Linked DNA regions of Mus musculus: regions 2 and 3 are each linked to region 1. A link is a loop called in an ENCODE intact Hi-C map of the cell type or tissue named here. Cell type or tissue: heart. All regions are shown on one strand.

Region 1 (5,000 bases):
CAAAAACAAACACAAATAGGGAGGGGTGAGTAAAAATGGTGGAAAGAGAGAAAAAGATAGAAACCAACATACAACAAAATAATATTTAACATTTACTAGTATGCACTTCAAGGTAGTTACTTCTGCCTACTATATACTAGTCACTAGTTTGAATGCTTTAAACCTATTAGTTCATATAGTTCCATAATACTCTTTTTCTTTTTTCGAGACAGGGTTTCTCTGTGTAGCCCTGGCTGTCCTGGAACTCACTTTGTAGACCAGGCTGACCTCAAACGCAGAAATCTGCCTGTCCCTGCCTCCCAAGTGCTGGGATTAAAGGCATGTACCACCACGCCCGGCTCTATAATGATCTTAAAAACCCATTTGCAGAAGAGAAAACTAAAGCATAATGCATCTAAGGAGGCAAGCATGATGGCTCACACCTGAAATCCGACCACACAGGAGCTGAGATAGGAGGCTAGTGGCCATCTTGGGCTACAGAGTACCAGACCTACCTGGGCAATGGTGAGTTCCTGTCTCTAAAGACTCAAGCCCACTTGAATACATAAAAAACTTAAGAATTCCTGCCAGGAATTGTGAGGCAGGTCACATTTGAGAAGTAGAGGCAGGAGACTCAGAAGTCTATATAGTTAGCTTAAGGCCACTACAAAATGTGTCTCTCAAAAAAACAAAATTAGGGGCTGGAGACATGGCTCACATGTTGAGAGCACTTACTGGTCTTCCAGGGGACCTGAGTTCAGTTCCCAGGACCCGCAGTAGGTCGTTTACAACGGCATCTAAGCCCAGCTCCAGAGGATCCAATGTCTTGTGCCTCCATAAGCATCCATACACACATGCACACATCCACACAGACACACACACACAATTCAAAAATAATAAAAATATTAATTTTAGTGTGTTTGCACACTCAAATGGAAGTCAGAGAAAAACCTGTGAGAGTCAGTTAGAAAAATTGCCATACAAAACAGACATGTAAGCAGAAAGTAGCCACCTATAAGCTAACAGGCAAAACTCACCTTGTTGTTTAAGATGAGGACTTCCTGGTCTCCAAACCACGAGGAATTTGAACCACCAGCCTATGGTATTTTGTTATGAAAGCTTGACTAGACTGATGAATATGTAGAACAACTTTTTTTTTAAGATTTATTTATTAGATGTACCTACATTGTCACTGTCTTCAGACACTCCAAAAGAGGGCATCAGATCCCATTACAGATGTTTGTGAGCCACCATGTGGTTGCTGGGATTTGAACTCAGGACCTCTGGAAGAGCAGTCAGTGCTCTTAACCACTGAGCCATCTCTCCAGCCCTATGTAGAACATTTTTAAAATATAAATTAATCTTTATGTACTTTGTGCTATCTCTCAATATAAAAAGAATTCTGAAGCTAAGTTATATTTAGTTTTAAGTACGGTGCTTTATTTGCCAACATTTTAAACAAAGAAAACAATGTAGCATGTGCATGATAATTAATGCAGAAAGAGACTTTTTAAAAAAGATTTCTTTATTGTTATAAATAAGTACACTGTAGCTGTCTTCAGACACACCAGAAGAGGGTGTCAGATCTTATTATGGGTGGTTGTGAGCCATCATGTGGTTGCTGGGATTTGAACTCAGGACCTTTGGAAGAGCAGTCAGTGCTCTTACCCACTAAGCCATCTCGCCAGCCCCAGAAAGAGATCTTAACACAATGTAATTGAAAAGGCATATTTATTTAGTTGATATTTGAGATAGAGTCTCACGTAGCCCATGCTGTCCCTAAACTTGCTAGTATAGTCAAGAATGGCCTTGAACTTCTGTTCCTCCTGCATTTATCCACCAAAGATCTGGGTTTACAAACAAGCATCCCAACTCAGCTTGAAAGAGGATGTTTAAAGCTTAGCAAACCATTCTCTATCAACTATGTTGGGGCTGGAGGGATGGATCAGTACTTTTGAGCACTTGATGCTCTTACAGAAAATGGACTGCAGCCCTAGCACCTATATGATGCCTCACATCATCTATAACCCCAGTTCCAGGGAATCTGGTGCCCTCTTCTGTCTTCCATGGGCACTGCACATACTTTTTAAAAAATGTGTTAGGTTAGAGATGACTCAGAGGTTAAGAGCACTTCCAAAGGTCCTGAGTTCAATTTCTGGCAATCACATGGTGGCTCACAACCATCTGTAATAGGATCTGATACCCTCTTCTGGTATGTCTGAAGACAGCTGCAATGTACTCATATAAATAAAATAAATCTTTTTTTTTTTTAAATGTGTTACAAGGTGTGGTGGTACATGCCTTTTATCCCAGCACCTGGGAGGCAGAGGCAGGTGGATCTCAGTGAGTTTGAGGGCAGCCTAGTCTACAGAGTGAGTTCCAGGACAGCTAGGGCTATATGGAGAAACCCTGTCTCTAAAAACAAACAAACAAACAAAAACAAAAACAAAAATACCAAACCACTACCACCAATAACCACAACAAAACCCTCAAACAAACAAATAACCCAAAACTTCAAACAAAACAAAAAAGGAAATAATTTCTTCATAGTTGTCAAAGTTTCAGTTCCTGGACATCTTGCGTTGGGACCTTTGGCAAGGCAGAACACGGTGTTAAGTCTGTTTACCTTATAAGAACTGGGAAACAAAGTGGTGAGGGGAGGTGCCAGCATTCTAGTATCTCTCCTTCTAGAATATACCCCTCTGAGGGTGAGTCTATGTTGGGGAGGATGGATGCAGATAGGCAGGCACAGGGATGGAGCAGTAGCTGAGAGTTTACTTACATGTTGAGACAATAATTAGAGATGGAGTGGGAGCTAACTGGGAATGATGTGGTATTTTGAAACCTCAAAGCCTCTTCCCCTTACCCCCAGCGACAGTAACACACCTCCTCCAACAAGACCACATCTCCTAATCCTTCCCCAACAGTTCCATCAGCTGGGACCAAGCATTCCAATACGTGAGTTCACAGAAGTAGTTTCATTCAAACCACCACAGCCTTCAATCGCATGGTTATATGGGTTGTGGGAATAACAGCAAACTCCTAGATTTTACTGTGTCAGCTAGTTATATAAAAGAGGTATGTGGTTGTACTGTTATTTTACTTAATGCATGATTCTAAAGGAGGCACAGCCTGTCTAAAGTGCCAGGAAGGGATGTTTAGCTAGAAATCCCAGGTGCTTCCAATCAGAATTTGGCTTTCTTTCTGAGAAACACTGCATTTTGATTTGCATAGCACTTCTCTTTTAGCTTTGGCTTTGAAATGACTAAGCATTACATTCATATAACCCTGCTGTACAGCAGATCACAACGATGTTATAACTCCATTTCCTGTTGAAAGGTAGAAATAACTTTTGTTCCAGACAAAACAGGAAGGCAGTAATAAAATGACAGCTGCTGGCTCATTTAGGCTTTCTGTTTGTGCAGACATTATATCTGTTATACAGTCTAAGGTTTGGGCTTGGAATTGCCACAGCACAGATAGTGGAGGTTTTGTTTTGTTTTAAGATTTATTTATTTATTTTATGCATGTGAGTACACCACCATTGCTCTTTTCAGACACACCAGAAAGAGGGCACCAGACCCCAATACAGACATTTTTTTGTTTGTTTGTTTTTTTTTGAGACAGGGTTTCTCTGTATAGCTCTGGCTGTCCTGGAACTCACTTTGTAGACCAGGCTGGCCTCGAACTCAGAAATTCGCCTGCCTCTGCCTCCCAAGTGCTGGGATTAAAGGCATGTGTCACCACGCCCGGCTCATTACAGACATTTATGAGCCACCATGTGGTTGCTGGAATTTGAACTCAGGTCCCCTGGAAGAGGAGCCAGTGCTTTTAACCACTGAGCCATCTCTCCAGCCCTGTGGAGGTTTTTTATTTTGTTTTGTTTTGAATTCTTGCTCTCCTGTTTTACCCCACCATAGCCTAGACAACTAAGGTATGCGTATATATGTACATGTGTACAAGTGGGTGTACCTGTGTGTACATGTGTGTGGAGGTCAGAGAGCAACCTTAAGTGTAAATAAGTCAGGAGCTGTCCACCTTGGTTTTTGAGACAGGGTCTTTTACTAGGACAGAGCTCACCAGATAGCCTGGAGGATTTGTTCTCAACTTTCCAGACTGAAACTACAAGTGTGTGCCACCATGTATTTTTTTTTTCTTTTTAAAAAAGATTTATTTTATTTTTAATTGTAGTGTGTGTGGGGAGAGAGAGAGAGAGAGAGAGAGAGAGAGAGAGAGAGGAGAGAGGAGAGAGAGAGAGAATGCACAGAGGCTAGGAGTAATCATTAGGTCCTCTGGGTATAGAGGGGGTTGTCAAGTGCTGGGAACTCTGGAAGAGCTAGAATATTTGACTGAGTCTACTCTTCAGCACTGCTGGCTTCTTTTTCTTCTTTAAAAACAAACAAACAAACAAACAAACAAACAACCCAAACAAATGAACAAAAAAAAAACTCAAGAAACAAAAATGTTGTTTCAGGCCAAGCATCCGTGGCACATGCCTTTAATCCCAGCACTTGGGAGGCAGAGGCAGGCAGATCTCTAAAAGTTTGGGTCCAGCCTGGTCTACAGAGCAATTTTCAGGACAGCCAAGGCTAGACAGAGAAACCCTCTCTCAAGACAAAACAAAACAAAACAAAACAAAAGAAGATCAAACCCTCTCAAACATAGGGGACGGAGTGGGGGGCATAGGATGAAGTTCACCTGAAAGCAAACATTGCATCTGTCAATGTGGTGTCTTATGTAGAATTATTACCTATAGTTATCTCTGGCAAGTGATTGACACGGGCAACCCTATCTTGAGTCACCTTCCATGTTAGACAGTGGTGGCGCACGCCTTTGATCCCAGCTTTAGGGAGGCAGAGGTAGGCAGATTTCTGAGTTTGAGGTTAGCCTGGTCTACAGAGTGAGTTCCAGGACAGCGAAGGGTACACAGAGAAACCCTGTCTCTGAAAAACAAAACAAGCAAAAGGGTTCTGGAGAATGAACTTTATAGGATGTGCCATTTCCCGATTCCTGTAGCTTCT
Region 2 (5,000 bases), 190 kb before region 1:
AAGCAGATGCACCTCAAACAGTGTAGCTCTACAAAAAGAAAAAGAGTTCCAAGATATCCACTGCACCAGGCACCCTGATGGGCATTGGAAAGAAATTGTTTGGACCTTCATTTCGAGGGAAGGACATGGAAAGTTCTAGTAGGAGAGTGACATGATCCAACTGTCATGCTGGCTACTGTACCATGAACAGAGTAAAACCAAGCAGGACCAGAAACAATGTCAGTCGTCGTCCCCAACCCCACCCCACCCCCAAGCCCGCCAAGAAATCCCTTTCCCCAGTCTGAAATAGTTCCTATGTGCTAAGTTTTCCCCTCATCTCTGGCAAAAGGGATACATTAACATATCTCTGTGGTTCTCATTGGCGTGTCAAGGTCAATGGTAGCCTCCACACTTCCTTATTCCATACTCACAAGTCCCCCACCCCCTAACCCAGCCCACAGGCCCAGGTATGGCTTCCATATAACCCAGAAGATCTTACACACACACACACACACACACACACACACACACACACACGTATACCCCCCTACATCCCCCCACCCCGCATCTTGCTGCTCTCCTCAGAGACAGCCTTGGCAGTTTAAAATAAACTTCTTACCCTTGTACCCATGCTTCATTGGTACCCATTTTCATTCAAATAGAAGAAACTAGTAAAGTCCAGAATGTGAGGTAGCCAAGGGGCTGTAGAGAATTGCATGGAACACATTAGAAGGGGCAGCATCTGCCAATTATTAGGGCTTTGGGGGCAGCCTAGATCTGTAGCCAGCACTCAATAACCTTTTAATAATTATTCATTTCCTTCTCCTTTTTCAGTCCTTCCCCCTACTCTCAATTCGGGTTTTAATTTCCTTTGGCAGAAAATATAAAGATACTTGCGTCTGTAGCCCTAATCTCAAAGTCACTAATGCCTTGATTTTTGTTGTTTTGTTTCTTTTGAGACAGGGTTTCTCTGTGTAATTCTGGCCATACTGGAACTCTCATGGTAGACCAGGTGGGCCTCAAACTCAAGAGATCCACCTGCTTCTGCCGCCCAAGCACTGGGATTAAAGGTGTGCGCCAACACCAGCAGGCTCTCTAATACCGCGCTATCAAACCTCATGATCACTCTGTAGACCTAAGAATACAAAGCGGAGCTTGTAACATTAAAACAACAATGTAGCTATCCTAGTCTGCTAGTCTCTACAAAAGTGATTTCTCTAAGGCTCAAAACATAAAAATGTTTCCTTTTTTCCAGCGGGGGAGCTCTGAAGTGTCGGGAAGAATTTCACACATCCCAGGCTAGCCTCAACTCACAAAGTAGCTGAGGATGACCTTGAATTTCTGACCCTAGGGCATTCACCGCCTGAGTACCAGGATTACAGGCCTGTACCACCATACTTGACATGTGCCGATAACTCTCTGGAGTCCAGCCAGCGCTCCTAAGAAACATCCGTACAAAGCTAGTTTGTTCTAGACTTCACCTGAAATGGCCCAAAAGCAAATCATATAATACTAAAATGTAGGCAGGGTTTATTTACTGATACATCCCAAGAACTCGCAGGATCCAAAGTTTAAGGCCAGCCTAGATAAAAAGCGCGGTTTTATAAACAACTGTATAAAGAACAACCACAGTCATCTGTAAAGTGGAAGGCACAGAGGGAAAATGTTCTTTAGTAAATTTAATTAAGGACACTTAACAGTACCTGACATATAAGGGCAAACATAACTGTTAAAGTAAAAAATTGATACATCAAGCCCTATTTTCGCCTTTTCCTTGATCATAAATGCCATTATAAGTGCAACCACAGACAGTAACTATGTTTCCAAGAAATAAATGGGAGGGAGGTGCCCTCATCGGGAGCTTGTGGAGAGGAAGGGCAAGATCTATGGCAAAGGTATTAAGGAGACAAAGAGATTAAGTATCTTAATTTTGGGACTTAGATACATTGTAGCTTTGCTCCCACGAAGGTAATGCCGGGAAGAGGAGGGGTCTGTAGGGACCCAACAGTCCCAGTGAGCTCACTCACCTCTAATGCTGCCTGGGGATCCCCGTCGATCAGAGCATCTGAGAAGCTCTGGAAAAGCCTGCCAAGAAAACAACGACTTCAGCAGGTCTCTCTAATCAAGGAAAGAATAGAAAGACAAACAGCAAAGGTGAAGAAAATCACGCACCGCTGGGACGATGCAGGTCCTGCTGCAGCTGCCGCCATCCCTAGGAGTCAAGAAAGCTTCTGCCTGAGCGTTTCTACCTTGGTTACCAGCTCCGCCGCCGCCCAGGAAGGGAAAACTTCTAAAGAAACCCCAACTGAGCTTCCGTCCTCCGTAGCCAATCAGCGGTCGCGCAGCATGCAGCCGCGGAAAAGGAGGCGAAGGGTGGGCAGGTAGGCGCGGGGCCGGCTGGGAAAGAGGAGGAAACGCTCTCCGGCCCCGCCCCTACCCGTGACGCAGCCAAGCCCCCGCCCCGAGGGCGTGGCCGTGAGTCCCGCGCCCCGCCGTACGCCCGTGGGGGATCCGGCATGGCTTGTAAGCTTTGAAATATTGTCTCGGAGCCCACTGTAAGGTACTGGGGATCCGTCGGGAGGTAGTTCTGGCTTCGCTAAGGAGTGTCACGTTAAGCTCCGTTTACTCCGGTTTTCATCATGGCTACCGCCGGCGGCCAAGTTGTGCGTGACGTCACTCGTGGCAGCCAGGTCTTTTCCGGCAGCAGAGCCCGGGATGGCGCATCAGTTCGCATGACTCTCTCCGTGGAGAACCCGGACGGCCTGGCTCGCCGGAAGTCACGTTACCGGCATGGAGGACGGAGTTTTCCGGAGGGCCTGCCAGATGCCAGAGCTCCACACCCCAAGCTTCCTTCCTAAGTCGGCTTTCCAAACCAAGAAAAGCCTGTTTCACAAGCACCGCGTGGATGAAAGTGACCTATAGCTAATGGTCTTATTGCTGCTTTGTGTTCTAAGTAACCAGTAAGCCCCCCGTCCCCCGCCGTCCTTAGAGCCAAACATCACACTAGGAAGTTTCCTGCGAATTCTTTGAAACTGAGTGGTAAGGGGCAACAGGAGGGAGTGGCAGTTATAGGTTCACCAAACTTGATTTAAAAGCTCTTGATAACGCTCAGTAACTCGTTTTACCAAGTCTGTTTTAGTAGGTGAAATGATTGAAGTGGTCGTTGGCTTCCTCAAACAAGATATATATAAGACCTCAGTCTGGAAACATGACAGTCCACGAAGAAAAAGAAATTACAGTTCAGGCATTTGTGTACATATCCCCACTGTTAAACTCGCCCACTTTTCTGAGTTCTAACTTTAAAAGACCTAAGTTTTGTCTTCCCCACTTTTCTAGCACGTTTTCCATACTGGCCAAACGCCTAGTTGTGCTTGCTAGCTATCGTGGGTATTATAATTTTTTGTTACAACCTCAACCTACCAATCAATCACCCCTTGCAGATGCAAAAAATAACGGTGGGAGGACGTTTGAAAATACAGAGAAACTTGAGCCCATATTCAAGATGGAGAAACGGAGGTTACAAAGATTTAAGTATGTATGGGGTCATCAAGAGATGGAAGTGTGGAATACTACAAAGTTTAAAGTGTAACACATTTGCCACCTGTAGGTATATCCCATCTGTATTGTAAATGGGTTGTTTGAAGGGGGGGGGGGGTCGAGCCGGGGCGGGGAAGGGCTGATAGAAGATAACAGGTCCCAGAAAGGAATCTGAATCCACTTGTGGGAAAGGAGAAGTAGGTGGGAGAGACACTTGAGGCAGACCAGGGCCAGCTGGCCACTAAACTCAAAGAGGTGCAGGTTTCAGGTTTTAGTAAGTACTGAGAAGATCAAATTAGCTCAACTAAACTGAAGCTAAGCAGATCTGTAAGGGAAGGTAGAGAGCATCGTTTTGGATCTTTCCATTCAAGGTTGTTTTCCGTTTCTGTGAACCCTGCAGAAACTAGACTGTAAAAGAACAGATGCATAACGATGAGGAGTGTCTTCTGCATAATGTCTTTAAAGGAAATGTTAGTTTTGTTCCGTTTGCAGTTCTTTGCATGGCTGGGTGTGACTTCCTTCTTGGATGCATTTATTGCAGACACCTTGTGCCAGTTGGCATCTCTTAATATCGTCTGAAACAAGTTTTCACACAGATCAATTTATAATCATTTCTTTTTTAAAAATATTTTTATTACGTATTTTCCTCAGTTACATTTCCAATGCTATCCCAAAAGTCCCCCATACCCTCCCCCCCACTCCCCTACACACCCATTCCCACTTTTTGGCCCTGGCGTTCCCCTGTACTGGGGCATATAAAGTTTGCGTGTCCAATGGGCCTCTCTTTCCAGTGATGGCCAACTAGACCATCTTTTGATACATATGGAGCTAGAGTCAAGAGCTCTGGGGTACTGGTTAGTTCATAATGTTGTTGCACCTACAGGGTTGCAGATCTCTTTAGCTCCTTGGATACTTTCTCTAGCTCCTCCATTGGGGGCCCTGTGATCCATCCAATAGCTGACTGTGAGCATCCACTTATGTGTTTGCTAGGCCCCGGCCTAGTCTCACAAGAGACAGCTATATCAGGGTCCTTTCAGCAAACGCTTGCTAGTGTATGCAATGGTGTCAGCGTTTGGAGGCTAATTATGGGATGGATCCCTGGATATGGCAGTCTCTAGATGGTCCATCCTTTTGTCTCAGCTCCAAACTTTGTCCTGTAACTCCTTCCATGGGTGATTGTTTCCAATTCTAAGAAGGGGCAAAGTGTCCACACTTTGGTCTTCGTTCTTCTTCAGTTTATAATCATTTCTTTTGTGCCATGTGTAAGACTCTCTCTACTCAAAGGCTCTTGAAACATTTCTTTTAGATCGCTCACTTTCCACATTTAAGTCTATTGTTTACTCTGACAACTTTTTTGAAAGTATAACAAGGGATAAAAGTCCATTATTTTATTCTCCATACAGATACCAACTAACCCAACCCCACTTACTGAAAAAAAAAAATCATTTCCCCTTAAACTTGATGGCAACTTCATTGCTTTATTC
Region 3 (5,000 bases), 87 kb before region 1:
AGGTGCAGGGCAAACACTCTCTATTCTTGCCCTTCCCTGAGCCAAATCTCCACCCCACCTCTAGGAACAATTGTGTGTAACTCGGACCCTGCCTGCCTGTTCCCCACCTGGCCCAGAGCTAGACAGAGGACATCTTGGGGAGGAATGCTCTCACCGTACCACTGTCCTAAACTCACCCCAAACATGCAGTATGCCCACCGGCGATCACTTACTCTTCCATCTATGATAACACAGGCTTTATTCAGCACCGGTCAAATACTTGCAAAAATTAAACAAAGCAGGGATAGGAGTCCTTTCTTCCAAATCTAGAACAAAGTGCCTGGTTCTAACCTATCTACACTCTGTGGAGAATGTGCTGCTCTGGAGAACCTAGGCGGCTGCTCGAGAGGTTCGAAGCATTTGTTGCTCCTGCGGAAATGAAGGCTTGATTCCCCAGCACCCAAATAGGGAGGCCCACAACCACCCATTGCTCCAATTTCCAGGATCTGGCCTGTTCTGACCTCCCTGGGCACCAGGCACACAGGTGGCACACAGGAAGGCAAACATTCATAAACATAAGGAATTGTAATTAACTTAAAAAAAAAAATCGAGTCTGGTGCCATAAGCCTGTGACCTGAGCACTGAAGAGGCAGGAGGTGCAAGAGCAAAGGAGATCTTCATCACCGCAGAGACTTTGAGGCTACCCTGGGGTACGTGAGACTGAGATGAGGTCTGAACAGACTCACCTTACCCTCAGGCCCACTGCTGAGAGGCAGAAGCAGGAGGACCATAAACCTCAGCAGCTCCGGCTCCTAGTGAGTTCTAGGCTATCTCGAGCCACACGGAGAAACTATCGTAGTAATATAATGATGGTGACACGCTTACGGCTCTAAAGCTAGAAGACACCACTACACTCAGGTCAAAGACCTTCGCACGATCCCATAGCTAAGGACTGGAGGCCAAAGGGATTCTATCCAGCCACTACCCACCTACCTAAAGCGCCTGCTGTTCAGCAGGCACCTCAAAACATCTGGAGGTGGGGGGTGGGGAACCTGACATGCATAAGGACTTGTGTTAATGTTTTAAATATTCGCTAAAGGAGTTTTCTAGGTTTAATTTTTACGAGGAAAGGCTCATTAATCCCTAATCGCATAGATCACATTAACAGCTATTTTCAAACTCAGCTGTGCCAGTTAAGGCTATAAAATATTGTTGGGAACACACAAACAACCAAAACTTCTGCTCAGTAATGGTTTTGACCAGAAACTCATCCGCCGGAGTCAGTTTTTCCTTATTTGTGCCCAAAGGCCCAACAGACTAAACATTACAGCTGCCCCAATTTTCTAATTTCAACTTGCATTTATGATAACGCTTTTGTTTCGTGTACGGCGCTCAGGCTGCTGACACAGCTGGGCCGCTTCTTTGTAATAAACACAGGGCTTCTATATTTAAAAGTACAGTGCAACTTTGTTGTAACATCCCCTCCCCAGTCTCCGGGCTAATTTTCTGTCTTCCAAGCTCCACCTCCATCCCATGATTTTTTTTTTTTTTTAAATCAGTGACGCTCCAAACAGCCTCCGGGAAAGCCGGCTCTGTTCTTTCAAGACATCTCATCCCAGTGGTATTTTTCTTCTCCGCAGTTTGCCGTGTGTTTGAAGAGGAAAGGGGAGTTAGAAGGAAAATAAGAGACATTCTGCAAAAGCCTTGAGGCGAGGGTTGCTGGGGGGGGGGGGGAGCGGTGGACCGGGCTCGGGTGCACGCGGCGGGGGTCCTAGAGCCCAGCCGGCGACAAGGGATCGGCGGGGGTCTGGCGATAGGGAGCAGCGGGGTGGTCTCCAGCCGCTGTTGACAGTAACTGGAGCGCAGCGGGCACGCCCCGGCCCGCCGAGTAGGAAGGGGGCGGCGGAGCAGGGTGTGGGCCGAGGGGGCACCCGGGCGGGGGGAGATAAGGCGAGGCCCAAGTTAATCATCACCTCCCGAGCGCCTGGAAAAGTACGGGCTGAGGGCGGGGTACAGCCGCGGGGAAAGCGAAACTCCTCTCGCAGCGGGCCCGAGAGCGGCCGCCGCGCTCCTCCGGCCTCCGAGAGCCAAGCTCCCATCCACGGGAGCAACTACACTGCCTGCTCCCAAACTCACCCCGAACACGGCTGCAGAAGTCAGCCAGAGCCACTAAGCAAGTAAACTCAACTAGAGCAAAAAGTGACACTGTTCCCATACCGGGAGTCGAACCCGGGCCGCCTGGGTGAAAACCAGGAATCCTAACCGCTAGACCATATGGGAAGTGCTGCTACAAGCACTGCTGTGACCCACCTGACTAGCGTCAGCGCCGCTACCACTCAGCCACTCTGCTGCAACTCGCGCCGCCGAAGCCGCCCCCGCGGCCGCTGCCCCACGCGCGGGCACGAGCCCGGCGGAGCGCGCGGGCGTGGCGGGGGGGAGGAGCGGGGCCGGTGCGCGCCCCTGGAAAGTTCTGAGCCGAAGCCGGGCGCCCCGTGCGCTCCCGGAACGGGCGGCTGCGCCTTTCTTTCTCAGCCGTCAGGTCCCGGGCTGCTCCCCGGTCACAGAGCGGGCGGGCAAGCCGGCAAAGCCGAGGGCGGCGCCGGCTGTGGGAACGGCGGCGTGCGGCCGGGGCTGGGGGGAGGCGATCGAGCCTCTCGGCTGCGAGCCAGCTCGGGAGTGGAGGTTCTGGATCCCGGGAGGCGTGAGGACCGCGGGATGGAGCCTGGGTCGGACGCTCGGGGCCCGCGGCTCCGGTCCCGTCGCGCTTTCGTCCCTTCTGGGTGACCTCAACCCCTTTATACCGACCCCACCTCTCAGGCGCCGCGAGTACCGCCCCGTGGGGGAGGGGAAGAGGCGGTGACAACCGCGCGCGCGGGTTGGGCCGTCGCGGCCGCCGTAGTCCACCCGTGGAAACGCCGTACCCGGGGGGGACGCCGAGACCGAGAGGTCCTGGCTTGAGCCACCGGCGGACATCAGTGAGCGGGATCGCGGGCTGCCCGCGGAGCTGCCGCCGTCATGTGAGTCGGGTCGGGTCGGGTCGGGCTTGCGCCGCCAGGCGCCCGCGAGTGGCCTCCTCCCGCCCCTCCGCTCGCCCGGGGCCGCCCGACCTGCGGGGCCGGTTCTCTCGGAGACGCGGCCGCCCTCTAGGCAGGAGCCGGGGACTCGGGTGCCGCCCCCGCCCGCCCGCCGGGGCCCGGGCCCGGGGCCGGGGTGGCGCTGCGGCCTCAGACGTCCAGGGGCTTTTCCCAGCCTCGCGTCCCCAGAACGAATGAATTAGCTAGAAGGGCACGGGAAAGAGAAATACTTTGAGACTTCTTCATCTCGGTGCAGTGTGATTTACCTTCACCGGAGAGCAGTTTTCCACGGACTTTAGCTTTACATAAATAATACAACTGCTTTGCTAAGACAGAAGTCCGAAAACAGCCTTATATCCCATTTTTTAACAACTGTAAAAATTCCTTTCAATTTTTGGATAAGCTTAGAGTTGTTTTTATCTTTTCAGGGCCGACTACTGGAAGTCACAACCAAAGAAATTCTGTGATTACTGCAAGTGCTGGATAGCAGACAATAGGCCTGTATGAAATTTTTATTAAAATATTCACGTGATGTGTTGTTTTTTTGACTTTAGTGTGTATAAGCCACTTTCGTGTATAGTGCTCTTTATTCTTCAAAACCTAAAAAGGTTTCTTTTGTTTGATTCCTCTTATGAAAGCTATAGCCTTCTCCTTTTCATCAATCTGACTTTGATTTTAAGGCCAAATTATTTCTGGGGACTTTGAGGAAATGGACAGTGAGTGGGATAATCTTGTTTATGGAATACCTGCCCCTTAAAAAGGAATATTGTAGTTTTTCCTGTTCTCCACAGGAAGGAGAACAGCATTATTCCCTGGTGAGATACAAAGGGAGCAGCTGTAATATACCTTATGCTGAAAGCCTTGAGCCCACTATTTTTGCAAGGGGGTTGGGGGCGGTGATTTTTCAAGACAGGGTTTCCAGACAGCAACTCACTCTGTAGACCAGGCTAGCCCGCAGCCCACAGAGATCTACTTGGCTTTGCTTCCCAAGTGCTGGCAAAAAAGGTGTGTACCATGGCTAGACTCCTAGATCCAACTTTTTGTTTGTTTGTTTGTTTTTTTGTTTTTCAAGACAGGGTTTCTCTGTATAGCCCTGGCTGTCCTGAAACTCAGGCTATTGTAGACCAGGCTGACCTCGCGGAGTGCTGGGATTAAAGGTGTGCACCACCACTTAGATCCAACTTTTAAAGCATAAAGTAAGACGTCAGCTGGCTTTCTTCCCTCTTAGACATTCTACAATCAGACAAGCTACTGTATCAAAAGCTGTGGGCTATGGGGACTGGAGAGATGGCTTCACAGTCAGTAACAACTCCTGCTCTTGCAGAGGGTTGAGGTTCAGTTCCCAGTACCCACATGGCAGTTCGACACTACCTGTAACTCCAGTTTCAGGGTGTCCGACAGCCTCTTCTGACCTCCATTAGCGGCTATGCTCATGTCCTTACACACTCACAGGGGCGTAGACCCAGAAAATACGTTTTGAAAAACTACAGGGTCAGCAAGGGCAGAGGTGGTTCCCATCTTTAATCCCAGTATCCAGAGGCTATTAAGCAGATCTCCGAGCTCAAGGGCCGCTTGTTCTACAGAGTGAGTTCAAGGACAGCCAGATCTACGCAGAGAGATCCTGTCTTGAAAAAGCAAACCCTATAGTGTCTTGCATATACATAACGTATTACTTGGCAGAACTATTGTACACCACGGAATGATGCCATATTTTGTGCTACAGTCTGCCATTACACACTACTAAATCATCTTAGGCTTTGAGAGGAGTTTTGCTCTTCCCTTTGGCTTTGCTAGTAGGTGCTAAAGATTGTGCATATTTTATTTGGCTTAGGCTAATCCCTACCAAAACTGCCATGAGATTTTAAAACCACATAAATTGAAAAAAATATCCCAGGAGGTACCTATGCAATAAAATAACTTTAATGAGTTATGAAAATAAATTATCTT

What was found. Peaks named below come from ENCODE experiments on the same cell type or tissue, not always from the same donor. Only the 100,000 strongest peaks of a DNase experiment are listed, where the experiment ranks them.
Region 2: it touches region 1 in a loop (3-fold over the local background); 11 of 42 quality-filtered maps call a loop at or near these places.
Region 3: it touches region 1 in a loop (2.9-fold over the local background); 7 of 42 quality-filtered maps call a loop at or near these places.

Annotation. Positions count from the first base shown.
Region 1 is chr14:79,391,781-79,396,780 of GRCm38, reverse strand. No RefSeq gene overlaps it. Among named protein-coding and RNA genes, the nearest start is that of Mtrf1, 3.5 kb to the left of the region's middle. In heart, a CTCF peak has its summit at 2,037 (motif pointing left); no DNase peak of the experiment used is centred here.
Region 2 is chr14:79,585,018-79,590,017 of GRCm38, reverse strand. It overlaps Sugt1 (SGT1, suppressor of G2 allele of SKP1 (S. cerevisiae)), which reads right to left and starts at 2,358. Exons shown (of 13, transcript NM_026474.6): 1 at 2,152-2,358; 2 at 2,007-2,064. The coding sequence starts at 2,189. In heart, no CTCF peak of the experiment used is centred here; DNase peaks (open chromatin) are centred at 2,337 and 2,747; H3K4me3 peaks cover 2,808 bases; H3K27ac peaks cover 1,911 bases.
Region 3 is chr14:79,478,927-79,483,926 of GRCm38, reverse strand. It overlaps Wbp4 (WW domain binding protein 4), which reads left to right and starts at 2,659. Exons shown (of 10, transcript NM_018765.3): 1 at 2,659-2,996; 2 at 3,482-3,554. The coding sequence starts at 2,995. Elf1 (E74-like factor 1) reads right to left here and starts at 2,733. Exons shown (of 9, transcript NM_007920.4): 1 at 2,290-2,733. It overlaps n-TEttc4 (a tRNA gene), which reads right to left and starts at 2,259; the gene lies at 2,188-2,259. In heart, CTCF peaks have their summits at 2,922 and 3,121; DNase peaks (open chromatin) are centred at 696, 1,506, 2,356 and 2,846; H3K4me3 peaks cover 4,131 bases; H3K27ac peaks cover 3,699 bases.